Regions from separate parts of the Homo sapiens genome. Here region 1 is linked to region 2. Evidence: read pairs that join two places in POLR2A ChIA-PET (ENCODE). Cell type or tissue: Caco-2. All regions are shown on one strand. Each heading gives the region's core, and the rest is flanking DNA. Links, peaks and the distances in the headings are about the cores only. Region 1 overlaps RNF216 (ring finger protein 216). Region 2 holds the start of DAGLB (diacylglycerol lipase beta).

Region 1 (8,338 bases), core at 195-8,194, 700 kb before region 2:
CAGCCTCCCAAAGTGCTGGGATTACAGGTGTGGGGCACCGCGCTTGGCCGATGTGTGAAAATTCTTATACTATCATTTACTGCTGGTGAATTTAGGAGAGAAATTTGGCACTATTTATTAAAATAAAAAACGTAGGCCAGGCGTGGTGGCTCATGCCTGTAATCCCAGCATTCAGGGAGGCCAAGGCAGGCGGATCACGAGGTCAGGAGATCGAGACCATCCTGGCCAACATGGTGAAAATCCGTCTCTACTAAAAATACAAACATCAGCTGGACATGGTGGCGTGTGCCTGCAATCCCAGCTACTCGGGAGGCTGACGGAGCAGAATTGCTTGAACCAGGGAGTCAAGAGGTTGCAGTGAGCCAAGATGGTACCACAGCACTCCAGCCTGGAGACAGAGCAAGACTCTGTCTCAAATAAATAAATAAATACACAAATACATAAATATAAATAAAAAATGTATGTCTGTCATCATTTTTTCATACTGTTCTATAAACTCTATCGAAAAAGGGCATATACAAGAATATTCAGCATAAACAGAAAAAAGCCTAGAGACATTGTGAAGTTTGTCCCTGAGTGAATGGTTAAATAAACTATTACTTATTTGTTCTACAAAATACTCTACAACTGACCCCTACCAAAAAAAGAGGTAGCTCAGTCTGTACTGAAATGGGAAGCTTCACTAAGAAATGCCATTAAGTGAAGAAAAGCAAGCTGCAAAATCATACACAGAATGATTCCATTTACTTAAAATATGTCAATAAGACACAAACAAAATCATTTCTAAAAGTATGTATATGTACCCACATGTATATACACATGGATACATACAAATTCAAAGAAAAGACCTGGAAGGATACATGCTAAACTGGTAACAACAGTTCCTCTGGGAAGTCCCTAGAAGAAAGGAGATGGTGAATCTCAGGCTTTAGGGTGGGTCCCTGAGGACTATGCCACTGAAGTAAGGGCCAAGCTGGAAATACCCTGGACCTCCCAGGAACTGAATCGCAGCGTGGAGAGTTTAACTCCCTGAATGTGAGGTGCTGGTGCTCTTACTCTTCTTCAAGAAACCAATTAAGATCCTCTATAGAGAAACAACATCATACAGAATCCCAAAATTTTCATATACAATGACTTACACTCAATCAAAAATAACTAGGCATACAAGAACTTAATGCAGCAACAGAAAATCAAAACAAGAGAAGTAACAGACAACAGAAACAAATATACAAGGGTTTCACACAGTGAAATTAACAACATGAATTCTAAAGTAACAGCATGTTTAGGGAAATCAAAGACTAGATTGAGAACTGCAGCCAAGAAGAAGAAGAATCGAACGCAAATTCCAGAATGGAAAAATACAATAACTAATACAAAAACTAAAAATACAATAACTAATGCTACATATGGATATATAGCATTTTAAGTAAATACAGTTGAAGAGAGAAATTAGTGCATTGAAAGCCAGGTCAGAATAGCCATAGTAAGGCATAGACAAAATGCAACATTAGATAAGAGAACACGTCAAGAACAAAAAGGTCTTCAAAACACATAACTGGAGTTGTAGAAGAGAAGAAGCTGTTTCTTTGGTAGAGGAGGAGGAAGGAAAACAAGGGAGGGAAGGGAAGGAGGGGGACACATAATGGTTAGTTCAAATAACCATTCGAACTAAATAAGGGAAAAAACATAAGGAGTCACAGATTAAGACAAAGTAGAACAACAGTCTGTTTTGTTTAATTCTATAGAATATATTCAAAACCTCAAAGAATACATTGGTTCTGAAGACTCTACAAAACAAACAAACAAACAAAAAACAACCCTCGAAGAAATAAAGAAAACTTCTGGCTAGGCACGGTTGGCTTATGCCTATAATCCCAGCACTTTGGGAGCCTGAGGCAGATGGATCACCTGAGGTCAGAAGTTTGAGACCAGCCTGACCAACATGGTGAAACCCCATCTCTACTAAAACTACAAAATTAGCTGGGAGTGGTAGCGCATGCCTGTAATCCCAGTTATTTGGGAGGCTGAGGCAGCAGAATCACTTGAACCTGGGAGGCAGAGGTTGCAGTGAGCCAAGATCGCGCCATTGCACTCCAGCCTGGGTGACAGAGCAAAACTCCCATCTCCAAAAAGAAAAAAAAAAAAGAAAACTTCTAAACTTTTTATGAAGTCAGAATCATGCTTATAAAAAAATAAACATGTCAAGGATATCATACGTACACACAAACCTACGGGCCAATCTCCACCTGTAAGATCTACGGAGAAAACACTAATATTAGCAAATGGAATCCCCAGCAGCACATTACTACTACATTACAATGCCACAACCAAGGGGAGTCTTTTCAAAGACAATAACTTACCAACTAAGAGGTCAAGGAAGAAAAACCACATGACAATCTCTGTAAGATGCTGAAATTGAATGTAACAGAATCCTACATTCACTTCTAAAAAAATTTTTTTAAGTCAAAGTAAATGACTAGTTCCTTAACATAACTAAAGAAATGGTATCTAAAGCAAAAAGGCACCATCACATTTAATGAAGAAACATTAAGTATTCCCATTTATGTCTGTGGCCATTCGTGCTCTTCTCTATCAACACTATTAAAATTTTTGAGGAAGTACCGTAATATAATTAGACACGTGAAAGAAGCATAAAAATTGGAAAGACAGATCAGATGCACGTTTTCAAGAAATTAAGAGTCAACTGAAAAATCACTACAGATAATAATGGTAAGGTGATTGAGTATAAAATTAATGTAAAAAGCAACAAGGGCAGGGCACGGTGGCTCACGCCTGTAATCTCAGCACTTTGGGAGGCTGAGGTGGGTGGATAACTTGAGGTCAAGAGTTAGAGACCAGCCTGACCAACATGGTGAAACCCCATCTCTACTAAAAACACAAAAATCAGCCGGGTGTGGTGGCACACACCTGTAATCCCAGCTACTCTCGGGAGGCTGAGGCAGGATAATTGCTTAAACTCGGGATGTTGCAGTGAGCCGAGATCAGGCCACTGCACTCCAGCCTGGGTGATAGATTGAGACTGTCTTAAAAAAAAAAAAAAAAAAAGAGCAACGAGAACACTTACTCTCCATTTTGGAATGAAGCATTGCCTGATGCTAGACTCACAATAAAGACAGTTGAGATCCTTACACTAAATTTGTTGTAATTTTGTCCTTTGACAGGTCTGGCAACCCAAAGGGACAGAGACTGTTGATATCTTGAGGTAACTCAAGGAACACAGGAAAAACGGCTAACTCCCTTTTTTGGGAAGTAACGTTTTCCTCATGGAGCTGCAAGTGTCGGAAGTCCTTCTCAGGTCTGAGCTCTGCTGTCTTTTTAGCACCTGGTCTCTTTGACTTTGAGGGTACCAAGGTTAGGCTGCACTGTGAGAGAGCATTTGACTTTGCAGTACCTAGGGTTAATCTGGGCTATGGCAGGGCACAGGACTTTTGGGAATGTGGGGGCTCACAAATCACTGGCAATAACTGTATTTTTTGCTCCCTCTTTGCAGAGGTCTTTACGGCTTGAGTCAAGCCCCCAAGATTATGGCCAGACAGAAATGTGGGTGCAACTCCATTTGCTGCTAGCATACAGGGGTGCAGTTTTAAAGCTAACTGATACCAGCTGTGTTGAGTGCAGGGAGGGTATAAACTCAGGCTTTTGGAATCTGTGGGTATGTGGATTCCTTTTCTTGCAGGCTTAGGTGAGGGAGGCCTCAGGTGTCTTGACTGAGTCAGATGGAAACTGCAAAGTGATTGGCTAGGTAGGACATCTTGGAGCCAACGTCATCCCGGTCCTGAGATATACAAGGTCCAACATAAAAACAGCATCCCTAATTTCTAAAAATTGGAGTACTCTGCCTTCTGGTAGTCTTGCCTTTTCATGTATAAAACTTCTGGCTCCAGAAGCTACAAATAGTTACACAAGTGGCAAAACTTTACCAAAAATAATTCAGAATTATGATGACCATGATGTGGAATGTTCCAGATGAAAAAGAGTGTTCATCCAAGAAATTCACTTGAATCCTAAGACTCCAAATTACACGGAGAGAACGAGATTCTTACTGGCATTCAGAAGCCTCAAAGAGACAACAGAATTCTAAAATAGCTTTTTTGAAAGATTAACTGCAAAAAGCTAATGAAAAACTAGAAACGCAAGATTACCTCCCACACCAAAGACAGATAAACTAATGTAACTCCTACTGCTCCCATTTTACCTGAATACTGCATCTACTCCTGAATATTCACAGTCTACTAACTCTGAGTTGCCTTTCTTCTCTGAAAAGAACAGTTCAACTGTTTCCTTATAAAACAGAACAACCTGAAAATGTAGCATGAAATTCCTGACTTACATGCTACGGATAAAAACAGGTCATAGTTTAAAAATGTCCTAAACCTGGGGAAGACTTTCAGACATTTTTTAAAGAATTCAGAGTCTTAATTATAACTTATGATCCTAGGATACCTGACTTATTACCAGCTAACACATGGTGGGACCAGGGGAAGGAGAGGGAGTAAAAACGGATAAAAGCAGCAGAAGCAGAATATTATTTTCCTGAGGATGATATTCAGGACCTGACAAGTACTATCCAGTCTACTTATGGGCCAGGCAAAGCCTGAAATATCAGACGTGACCCTTAGAAAGCCATTTCCAAAATGTTTCAGCTCTACGGTGTTATCTGAAAGCAAAATAGATGCCCCTTTATAAACTAAGACAGATCCTAAGGTTTTGTCTGTTTTTTAAAAATTAGAGACAAAGGTCATGCACGGTGGCACACACCTGTAATCCTAGCTACTCTGGAGGCTGAGGCACAAGAATCACTAAACCTGGGACGTGCATGTTGCAGTGAGTCAAGATTGCACCACTGCATCCTGGCCTGGGCAACAGGAGACTCCATCTCAAAAAAAAAAAAAAAAAAAAAAAAAAAAAGGGGAAAAAAAAAGAAAAAATAAATAATAACTAGATACAAGGTCCCAGGCTGAAGTATAGTGGCACAATCATAGCTCACTACAGCCTTGAATTCCTGAGCTCAAGTGATCCTCCTGCTAGGCCTCTCAAAGGACTGAGATTACAGGTTTTGAGCCACTGTGTCTGCCCTGACCCTTAAGGTTAAGGAAACAAAAATCACCTATGAGGTCAGGGTTCAGGGTGACTGGTATAGCAACTCCCTAAATTCCTATGCTCCAAGAAAAATCAAACTGTTGCTAAGCTCCATACCAATAGGCGGTATCAGGCAAATATCAGACCCCTCCCTAACTCTGATTTACAACCCAGAAACCCACTACAACTCTTAACACAGACAGAGGACTGGCCTTACAAACATCGTTTTCTGATGAACTACTACATATAGATCTTAAACCAGTTTCTGCCAGCTTATAGAGGCTGCACACAAACTGTCTTTGTGCCCTACAGTTCACCTTTTGAAGGAAAAAGCCAAATTCCACCTCATTTTAATGCTGAAACTCTACCCCAGGGAAGCTCTGGTTAGTCTTTGGCAGTCCTGAAGTCAGTAACTCATTAAGAAACAAGCTAAATTCCAAGTAGCTGGGATTATAGGTGCTCACCACCATGCCCAGCTAATTTTTGTATTTTTAGTAGAGACGGGGTTTCACCATCTTGGCCAGACTGGTCTTGAACTCTTGGCCTTGGCCTCCCAAAGTGCTGGGATTATAGGCGTGAGCCACCGTGTCCAGTTTCTTTATGATTTTCTTAACCTTTCCTCAGCTTACTTTATTATAAGAATGCAGTATATTTTTTATATACATACACACACACACACACACACACACACACACACACACACACACACACATAATATACTAACTAAAGCATGTTAACCATGTTATTGGTCAACAGTATGCTATTAGTAGTTAAGTAGTTATTAAGTAGTACTAAGTAGTTAAGGCTTTGGTCAACAGTATGCTATTAGTACTTAAGTTTTTGGGGAGTCAAAAGTTATATGCAGATTTTAAACTGCACAGGGGTTGGCACCCCTAACCACCATGTTGTTCAAGTGTAAACTGTATTTGAAAACTGGCAAATAAAGAATTTTAACGAAGGCTATAAGATCTGCTTCTCTGTGTCTCCGTGTCTATATATGCGTTATGTGTGTGTGGTATTTCTCTACCAAAATATATGAGAGAACTCTGATAATCGGTTTAAGGAAAAAGGAAGCACTTCAATCTTTTATCAGAAAAACAGGACCTAACTCCAATGCCTTTTAGTTCACGTGACTTAGGTATTTTTGGTAAGTAAGACCATTTGGAAAACAGCTGTGTTCTGATCAGCAAAAATGCCCATGTATTTTTTTTTTTTTTTTTTTGAGACAGGGTCTCCCTCTGTCATACAGGCTAGAGTGCAGTGGCGTGATCTTGGCTCACTGCAACCTCCATCTCCTGGGTTTAAGCGATTCTACTGCCTCAGCCTCCTGAGTAGCTGGAATTACAGGCACGTGCCACCATGCCTGGTTAATTTTTGTATTTTTAGTAGAGACGAGGTTTCACCATGTTGGCCAGGCTGGTCTCGAACTCCTGACCTCAAGTAATCCACTCGCCTCGGCCTCCCAAAGTGCTGGGATTACAGGCGTGAGCCACCACGTCGGGCCTATATGGATGTTTTTTATATTCCAAGATTAGATAAAGTTCCTAGAAATCTGATATGTCTTGGTATAAATGCTATCAGTCATAATTTTGGTTCAGAAATAACTAAATTTCCTTGTCAACTGTGTCATTATAATGAACTCTCATCAGGTTTTTAACCACAGCCATTTTAAGTCTTGCTGTCCACAGTTATTTTGTTCTGACACTTTCTGAAAGCTCTTTGCAAGCAATTATAATCCTAAAGTGCTGTGTGTTCAAAGATGTATATGCGAAAAATGAAACGAACTCTGACAAATACAAGTTTGAGTTCGTACTATCGGACTAAATATCCAAAATTCTAATGAAGAAACTAATGGATTTGTGTAACTGCTAACCAAGATCAAACAGCAAAAATTAATTACATGAGACTGAATTGATAAAAGAAGAATCATGGGTTTTTATGGCTTCTTTATTTGAAACACTGCTGGTTCTTTTAATGTTTTGTTTTCCAGATTTAAGGAAACTTTTTTCTTTTAAGGTTATTATAGCTTATAGCAATTTGGTATACTTTTATAATAAAAATAAAAATATTTGCTTTTCCTCCCAACAGGATCCCTCCAGAATTTGCAAACTATTCATGAGTATTCTTATTTTTATGGCAATATCATTATTTGCATATCTGTCCTTTTAATAAAAGGACACAACTGGAAACTGGTTATGTTACCAAGGCTTTGACTGGAATGCCATATTTCAAAATGTGCAAACAATGCCTGGCTTTAAGCATTCCCTGTCTTACAGTGAGTAAATCTGTCTCTTCCTGGCAGGCTCAGGAACCTCCAGATGCTGGATACAGCACACAAAGACTAATGTCTGCCCTGGTTTGGTTTCCTAGCAGAGACATTTTTTAAAGACCAATTTGAGATTCCTCATCAAAATTTCCAGCAAAGCAAATTTAAATATGTGCTTTCAAATATGTGGTTAGTCAGGCAAACTGGTCTTACTGTGATTATCTTTGGTAGAAATGGGAGTGACTTAGAGAGGAAAATTACATTTCAAAAGAAAACTCCAGTATGCCTGTTATTTAGATTGCAGCACTGTTCACTGAGTTTTTATTATCTACCTGTTAGATAGCAGGAACCTGCTTAGTTCCTGAAGCCCTATAAGCTGAAGCTGGACAAATCTACGCAAATCGCAAGGAATAAGTCTCATGCCTAATGCATGGGCCACACAGAGTTCACTAGGATGGCCAATGCCACAACCAGAGACATTCACAACAGCAAACCACATTGGAGCAAGACTCCCCCTCATAAATGTGAGACTCTTACTCTCCTTAATCTTTCCTTACTTATGCCTCTCACGTGGCAGGACAACGTTGCAGTGAAAATTTCACCATCAGTAGTAGCCTCTGCAGATAACCTGCACTCCCCGCTTTAATTTAACCCAGTCATGGGATGCGAGATTACCTACTAACTCAACAGAGAAGATTCTGTGCAGTTGATGGCGCTTCTTGCTTGCACACAGATAAAACACAGCAAGTATTGCAGAGCAGACTACTTGGTTAAAACAAGGTAGACTCCTTGTCTAGCTATTTGGTTTTAGTTGGGGCCCTAGCCGAGGAGCAGCCTCCACCCAAACTCTGGGTATTACCCTCCTTAGAGTCCTAACGGCAGTCTCCTTGGTGTGCTGTGCACCCTCAGAAAGTTTTAAATGTTTCCATACAGCTACCTGTCAAATGCCAAATGGTCTTTCTCCAGCTGGAA
Region 2 (8,338 bases), core at 205-8,204:
GGGCAAAACTCTGTCTCAAAAGAAAAAAGTAAAATAAAATACACAGAGCTCTGTTTTCTATGTTACTGTGGTAATCAGGCACATGCCACTCTTGCTGGTCATCCCAAACCCTAAGGTCTTTTTCTCATGAAAGATGTTGCTGCTAACATTTCTACCCTCTACATTGCTCCTATGAGCTAACACCTTTTACATTTCAGTCCTTTATTCCAAACTGTCAAGATCTTGATGCCGTCACTCACTGTATCACCAGCGCCTCCCAGTGCACCTCACCACCAGCATATATCTGATATGCATACCTCGTCCATCCCAATTCAAGCAGTGACAAAGGACTAAAACATGGCGGATGGTGGCATGTCACACAGCCCTGCCTCTGACCAATGAATCATTTCTAAGAATGCATTCCTTTATTAGTCACCACAGTGCTCACATCATCCTATGAAGCAGAGGAATCCAACAGGGAAGGTTTCCAACACTTCTGGAGACATTCTCAGATAAATGGTTATCTACAGAAAACTGTAACACATATAAAAAATATGAAGAATAGGTGATCAGACGCGGTGGTTCACCCCTGTAATCCTAGCATTTTGGGAGACCGAGACGAGAGGATCACCTGAGCCCAGGAGTTCAAGATCAGTCTAAGCTATATAGCAAGACCCTGTCTCTACAAAAAATAAAAATAAAAAAAATTAGCCAGGTATGGTGGCACGTGCCTGTACTTCCAGCTACTTGGGGGTTGAGAAGAGAGGATTGCTTGAGCCCAGGTATTTGAGGCTGCAGTGAGCTATGATTGCGCCACTGCCCTCTAGCCTGGGCAACAGAGCAAGACACTGTCTCTAACAACAACAAAATAGTTGTAACCCTCACAATGTAAAAATAAAAGGGACCAGGCGCGGTGACTCACACTTGTAATCCTAGCACTTTGGGAGGTCGAAGCGGGTGGATCACGTGAGGTCAGGAGATCGAGACAAGCCTGACCAACATGGTAAAACCGCATCTCTACTAAAAATACAAAAATTAGCCAGGCGTGGTAGCGGGTGCCTGTAATCCCAGCTACATGGGAGGCTGAGGCACAAGAATCACTTGAACCCAGGAGACGGAGGCTGCAGTGAGCAGAGAGCACGCCACTGCACTCCAGCCTGCGCAGCGGAGGGAGACTCTATCTCAAAAAATAAAAATAAAAAATAAAAGGATCAATAGCCTAGTCTAAAATTGGGCAAAAGATCTGAACAGACATTTCCGCAAAAATGATACACAAATGAGCAATAAGCAAATGAAAGGATGCTCAACATCATTAGTCACCAAAGAAATGTTCCTCAAAGCCATGAGACAAAAAACAAATGGCCTGTGGCCCCAGCTATTCGGGAGGCTGAGGCAGGAGAATCACTTGAACCCGGGAGGCAGAGGTTACAGTGAGCCGAGATTGCGCCATGGCACTCCAGCCTGGGTGACAGAGTGTGACTCCGTCTCAAAAAAACAAAACAAAACACAACAAAACAAAATCATGAGCTACCACTTCACATTCACTAGGATGGCTATAATTAACAAGTCATATAATAAGAGCGTTGGGCAATTAGAACCCTTATACACTGCTGGTGGGAATGTAAAATGGTACAGCTGCTTGGAAAAGTCTGGCAGTTCCTCAAAAGGTTTCACAGAGCATTAACACATGATCCAGCAATTCACTCCTAGGTACACACTCAAGAGAAATGAAAACATGTCTGTATAAACACTTGTATGCGAATGTTCATAGCTGCACTATTCGTAATAGGTGAAAAATGGAAACAATCCAAATGCCTACCAAATGGCAAAGGGATAAATAAAATGTGGTCCATTCATTCGATGCTCTTATTCAGCCATCAAAATGAAGTACTGATACATGCTAAAACATCGATGAATCTTGAAGACATTATGCTAAGCTTAAGAAACCAGACCAAAAGGCCACACAGTGAATAAATTCCACTTATATGATGTCCACAATAGGCAAATGTACACAGACAGAAAGCAAATTAGTGAATGCTTAGGGTTGGGAGAGTTTGGGGAAAATGAGGAGTGACTGCTAATGGGTATGGGATCTCTTTCTTTCCGTTTTGTGACAGAGTCTCCACTCTGTCACTCAGGCTGGAGTACGGTGGCATGATCTCAGCTCCCTAGCAGCTGGGATTACAAGCATGCACCAACATAATTTTCTCTATTTTTAGTAGAGACGTAGAGATGGGGTTCCACTGTGTTGGCCAGGCTAGTCTCATGCTCCTGGCCTCAAGTGATCCACCCACCTCGGCTTCCCAAAGTGCTGGGATTACAGGTGTGAGCCACTGTGTCCCGCCTGGTACAGGATTTCTTTCAGGAGTGAAGAAAATGGTATAAACTTGATGATGGTGATGGCTGCACAACTCTGTGATTATATTAAAAACTGTTGAATTGGAAAGTTTACAGAAGTGAATTGTATGGTATGTGAATTATATCTCAATAAAGCTATAAAAAAATAGGTATCAAATAGAAAAGGCTACTTTTTACCTCTCATGCTGACACACATGATGGCTGACACAGTACATATGACAACTGCCAGGAGAATCATGAGGACGATCAAGTAACTGCTGAGCAAGGCTCCACCAGCACAGTCCAGCTTTCCTCTGTGCATGAGATACAACGTCAGAATGCCAATCCACCTGGCAAAAAAAAAAAAGGGAAGGGTCAGAAATGAAATCCAAGGAGCTGCTGTGTAGAACATGATACAAAGAAATAAAAGGGGACAGGGCGCGGTGGCTCACACCTGTAATCACAGCACTTTGGGAGGGTGAGGTGGGCGGATCACAAGGTCAGGAGATCGAGACCATCCTGATCAACATGGTGAAACCCTGTCTCTACGAAAAATACAAAAAAAAAAAAAAAAATAGCTGGGCGTAGTGGTGCGCACCTGTAGTCCCAGCTACTCGAGAGGCTGAGACAGGAGAATTGCTTGAACCTGGGACGTGGAGGTGGCAGTGAGCCGAGATCGTGTCACTGCACTCCAGCCTGGGCAACGATATGAGACTCCGTCTCAAAAAAAAAAAAAAAAAAAAAAAAAAAAAAAAAGAAATAAAAGGAGTTAATATTTTCCAAAACAAGGCAAGGTTCACTTTGGAATATAATTTTCTTTTTGTAGAGACAGGGTCTTGCTATGTTGCCCAGACTGGTCTTGAACTCCTGGCTTCAAGTGATCTTCCTGCCTTGGCCTCCCAAAGTGCTGGGATTACAGGCATGAATCACTGCACCTGGCCTGGAATATAATTGCCAACAATAAAAGATCTAGGCCCGGCACGGCGGCTCACGTCTGTAATCCTAGCACTTTGGGAGGCCAAGGCAGGAGGATCACTTGAGCACAAGAGTTGGACACTAGCCTGGGCAACACGGTGAGACTCCATCTCTACAAAAAATAGAAAAAGTTAGCTGGGCGTGGTGGCACGAGTCTGTGGTCCCAGCTACTTGGAAGAGTGAAGTGGGAAGATCGCTTGAGCCCAGGAGGTTGAGGCTGCAGTGAGTGGTGATCGCACCACTGCACTCCCGCCTGGGTAGCAGAGTGAGACCCTGTCTCAAAAAAATAAAAAGAAAAGGGGTCTCACTATGTTGCCCAGGTTGGTCTCAAACTCCTGCCCTCAAGCAATCCTCCCGTCTCAGCCTCTCAATGTGCTGAGATAACAGGCGTGAGCCATGGCGCCCAGCCAAGAATCTACTTTTGCATAACAATGATTCATTCCCTGCACAGATCCTCTGGGAACAGACTTCAGGTACCAATGCCACTTCCCACTGATTCCACACTTTGAAAGACAACAGCGTTGTATGTTGAGCCTGTCTGCTTCTCACGAAATGCAGCCACAACCGGCTCGGTATTTTTTCCTATCCTTCGTGTTGCAGATTCAAGTGCCCCGTACAAAGGGAAGGAAGGGCACAAGTGGCTGCTCCCGCCTCAAGAAAGGAGAACTCGAGGCCAAGGCTTTTGCCGGCGGTAACACCCTCGTGGCACCCCAGGGCCAGGTCTCGGCGCTGCACACAAAGGGGTGCTCGCGTCCTGCTGCGCGGACTTCGAAACCCCCTGTTTGTCCCCCGGGGTCAGCCCACACACTCTGGGGGCTTCGGTTTGTCATCCGTCAAATGGACACAGCACCACTGCCCACCTCTTCGGGCAGTGGTGAGAACTCGATAAGAGGATGCGTGGCCAGCGCTGGGACCGCGACAGTGCTTGGGAAGCCACTTCTGTCACCGTCTCAAGGGACAGCTCGCCCCCCGCTCCCTCTCCGGTGGGCTCCACCGCCCCCGTAGCCGCCGTCCTTACCACAGCACTCGCACGACCAGCTCGAAGAACCCTGGGAAGACCAAGTCGTCGCTGGCGATGGCCCAGCGCCGGCCGAAGAGTACCATCCCCGGCATGGCGAAGGTCCCGTAGCTCGCACTCAGGAGAGACCCCGCGCGCCGTTCACCGAGAACAAACCAGCACCCTCCGGACGCCGCCACCAAATTATCGGCGCTCAAGCGCAAACGCAGCGAGGGCGGGGACCTGCGCATGCTCACGCTGAGGCCGAGATCGGCGCAAGCGCACTGAGCCCTACACCGCCTCTTCCGCCGGAGCTGTCTGCGCCTGCGCAGAAACGCTGATCCGGAAGGCGCTGGCTGAGTCGATTGCAGGTCTGCCGGTCGGTGAAATCCGTTCTGGTATTTTCTTTTTCTTTTTCGTGAAGAGTGCAGTGATATCCGTTCTGGTGATATTTCCTTTTCCTTTTTTTTTTTTTTTTTTTTTTTTTTTTTTTTTTTTTTTTGGTGACGGAGTCTCGCTCTGTTCCCAGGCTGGAGTGCAGTGGGTGTGATCTCGGCTCACTGCATCCTCCGCCTCCCGGGCTCAAGCGATTCACCTGTCTCAGGCTCCGGTGTAGCTGTGATTACAGGAGCGCGCCACCACGGCTAATTTTTGTATTTTTAGTAGAGACGAAGTTTCACCATGTTGGCCAGGCTGGTCTCGAACCCCTGACCTCAAGTGATCCGCCCGCCTGGGCCTCTCAAAGTGCTAGGATTACAGGCGTGAACCACTGCGCCCGGCCCTGTTTGTCTGTTTGTTTAAGGCAGCGTATGGCTCTGTCGTTCAGGGTGGAGTGCAGTGGCGCAATCATGACTCACTGCAGCCTTGAACTCCTGAATGCCGCCTTGAATTCCTGGATTCCAGCGACTCTCCCACCTCAACCTCCTGAGTAGCTGAGACCAAAGGCACGTGCCACACTCCCGGCTAATTTATTTTTATTTATTTATTTATTTATTTATTTATTTATTTAGAGACATAGTTTTGCTCTTGTTGCCCCAGGCTGGAGTGCAATGGCGCGATCTTGGTTCACCACAACCTCCATCTCCTGGGTTCAAGCGATTCTCCTGCCTCAGCCTCCTGAGTAGCTGGGATTACAGGCATGTGTCACCATGCCCAGCTAATTTTGTATTTTTAGTAGAGATGGGGTTTCTCCATAAATTTTCCTATTTTTTGTAGAGACCGGAGTCTCACTCTGTTGCCCAGGCCGGTCTTGAACTCCTGGCCTCAAACCATCCTCCCGCCGCAGCCTCCCAAAGTGCTGGTATTACAGGCGTGAGCCACTACACCTGACCGAAATTTTCATTTTATAAGGAGGGACGCTTCAGGCCTGGAGGAATTAGCTAGCCTAGAGACCCAGGCTGTCAATGGCAGGTGTGGGACTCATATCCCGTTCTGTGAGACTTGCAAGCATGGGACAACATTGCTTCCATCTGTGCCCCTTGCTGTAAGGAGCCCGTGTTAGGAACCCCTCGAGTTCAGGGTCTGAAACCACCCTGCAGCTGGCGGGGTGGAGTCTGAGCGCTTTTCAGTACCCCCACTGCCCCACCCTGGTCTGAGCCACCTTCATCTCCTGCCTGGGCTCATCACCCCACTGTGCTTTCTCATTCTGCTGTGCCCTCTTCAGCAGCCAGGGTGACTTTGTGAACCTTCAGATAAAGCCTGCACCCTGCCTGGGACTTTGCAAGGCTGCACTTTGTGCATAAAATTACATTGCAGGCCAGGCGCGGTGCCTCACGCCTGTAATCCCAACACTTTGGGAGGCTAAGGTGGGCGAATCACGAGGTCAGGAGGAGATCGAGACCATCTTAGCCAACATGGTGAAACCTCGTCTCTACTAAAATTTAAAAAAAAAGTTAGCCAAGTGTGGTGGCACGCACCTGTAGTCCTGGCTACTTGGGAGGCTGAGGCAGGGGAATCGCTTGAACCTGGGAGGCAGAGGTTGCAGTGAGCCAAGATCGCGCCCTGCACTCTAGCCTGGCAACAGAGCAAGACTCCGTCTCAAAAAAAAAAAAAAAATTACACTCCAGCCCCTGGCAAAGGCCTTTCCCTGGTAGTCACACATCAAAAGTTTGTAAGGGCTCATTTATCTGTCTCCCTGGTTACTATTTGCCTCTATCACCCACCCCACTGCCTGCCGCCTTTTCCCCCTCTGAAAAGACATCAGGGTCATTTTTGCTCCAGGGGTTCTACATTCTGTGTTTCCTCTGCCAGGAATAGCCCCCCTGCAGGTTTTCTGTTACTGGATGGAAAGTCTTGGCTGTGAGTTGGTCAGGGGCTTGCGTGTTGAACCGAGAATTGCAACACAAGGCCGGGCACGGTGACTCACGCCTGTAATCTCAGCACTTTGGGGAGGCCGAGGCGGGTGGATCACCTGAGGTCAGGGGTTCAAGACCAGCCTGGCCAACACGGCGAAACCCTGTCTCTACTGAAAATACAAAAACTAGGCCAGGCACGGTGGCTCATGCCTGTAATCCCAACACTTTGGGAGGCTGAGGCAGGAGGATCACCTGAAGTCAGGAGTTCAAGACCAGCCTGGCCAACATGGCGAAACCCCGTCTCTCCTAAAAATTAGCTGGATGTGGTGGCACATGCCTGTAATTCCAGCTACTCCGGAGGCTGAGGCAGGGGAATCGCTTGAACCTGGGAGGCGGAGGTTGCAGTGAGCCAAGATCGCGCCCTGCACTCTAGCCTGGCAACAGAGCAAGACTCCGTCTCAAAAAAAAAAAAAAAATTACACTCCAGCCCCTGGCAAAGGCCTTTCCCTGGTAGTCACACATCAAAAGTTTGTAAGGGCTCATTTATCTGTCTCCCTGGTTACTATTTGCCTCTATCACCCACCCCACTGCCTGCCGCCTTTTCCCCCTCTGAAAAGACATCAGGGTCATTTTTGCTCCAGGGGTTCTACATTCTGTGTTTCCTCTGCCAGGAAGAGTCCTCCTGCAGGTTTTCTGTTACTGGATGGAAAGTCTTGGCTGTGAGTTGGTCAGGGGCTTGCGCGTTGAACCGAGAATTGCAACACAAGGCCGGGCACGGTGACTCACCCCTATAATCTCAGCACTTTGGGGAGGCCGAGGCGGGTGGATCACCTGAGGTCAGGGGTTCAAGACCAGCCTGGCCAACATGGCGAAACCCTGTCTCTACTGAAAATACAAAAACTAGGCCAGGCACGGTGGCTCATGCCTGTAATCCCAACACTTTGGGAGGCTGAGGCAGGAGGATCACTTGAAGTCAGGAGTTCAAGACCAGCCTGGCCAACATGGCGAAACCCCGTCTCTCCTAAAAATTAGCTGGATGTGGTGGCACATGCCTGTAATCCCAGCTACTCGGGAGGCTGAGGCAGGAGAATTGCTTGAACCCGGGAGATGGAGGTTGCAGTGACCCAAAATCACACCACTGCACTCCAGCCTGGGCAACAAGAGCAAAACTCCATCTCAAAAATAATAAATAAATAAAAATTGCAACAAAAACCCCACAAAGCAACAACGACAACAACAAAAAACAAATCAACAAAAGACAAACAAATGGCGTAAAAAGCACAGATTGATTGACACGAAGTTCAAGAGACCACACAGCTCAAGAGACCCCTCAATTAGGGTCTTCATTAAGCAGAAAGAATGTGGTTAACACTCATGGCTGAAGTGGAAACTTCTGTCTTGTTATCACAGAAGTGCAGATGTGGCCTCTATGCTGCCTTATCTTGCCCAGAACTGGCTGCACCTGCTGATCTTTTGCTTATGCCTTAACCCTTGTTAACCATTGATTACCCTCATTCCTGATTCTCCTGCCTCATTTCCTTTTTTTTTTTTTTTGAGATGGAGTCTTGTTCTGTGGCCTAGGTGGGAATGCCATGGCGCGATCTGAGTTCTGCAACCTCAGCCTTCTGAGTTCAAGCGATTCTCCTGCCTCAGCATTCTGAGTAGCTGGGATTATAGGCATATGCCACCATGCACAGCTAATTTTTGTATTTTTAGTAGAGACAGGGTTTTGCCATGTTGGCCTTGGCTGGTCTCG

The links. Peaks named below come from ENCODE experiments on the same cell type or tissue, not always from the same donor. Only the 100,000 strongest peaks of a DNase experiment are listed, where the experiment ranks them.
Region 1: POLR2A ChIA-PET joins it to region 2 with 15 read pairs; 3 of 35 experiments call an interaction of 5 or more read pairs at or near these places.

The regions. Positions count from the first base shown.
Region 1 is chr7:5,742,847-5,751,184 of GRCh38, forward strand. The region is part of intron 3 of RNF216 (ring finger protein 216); the gene reads right to left. Among named protein-coding and RNA genes, the nearest start is that of RNF216, 35 kb to the right of the region's middle. In Caco-2, for the core only: no CTCF peak of the experiment used is centred there; a DNase peak (open chromatin) is centred at 5,065.
Region 2 is chr7:6,443,439-6,451,776 of GRCh38, forward strand. It overlaps DAGLB (diacylglycerol lipase beta), which reads right to left and starts at 4,516. Exons shown (of 15, transcript NM_139179.4): 1 at 4,310-4,516; 2 at 2,515-2,666. The coding sequence starts at 4,404. RefSeq lists an enhancer at 4,724-4,773. In Caco-2, for the core only: no CTCF peak of the experiment used is centred there; DNase peaks (open chromatin) are centred at 3,833, 4,563 and 5,123; H3K4me3 peaks cover 2,139 bases.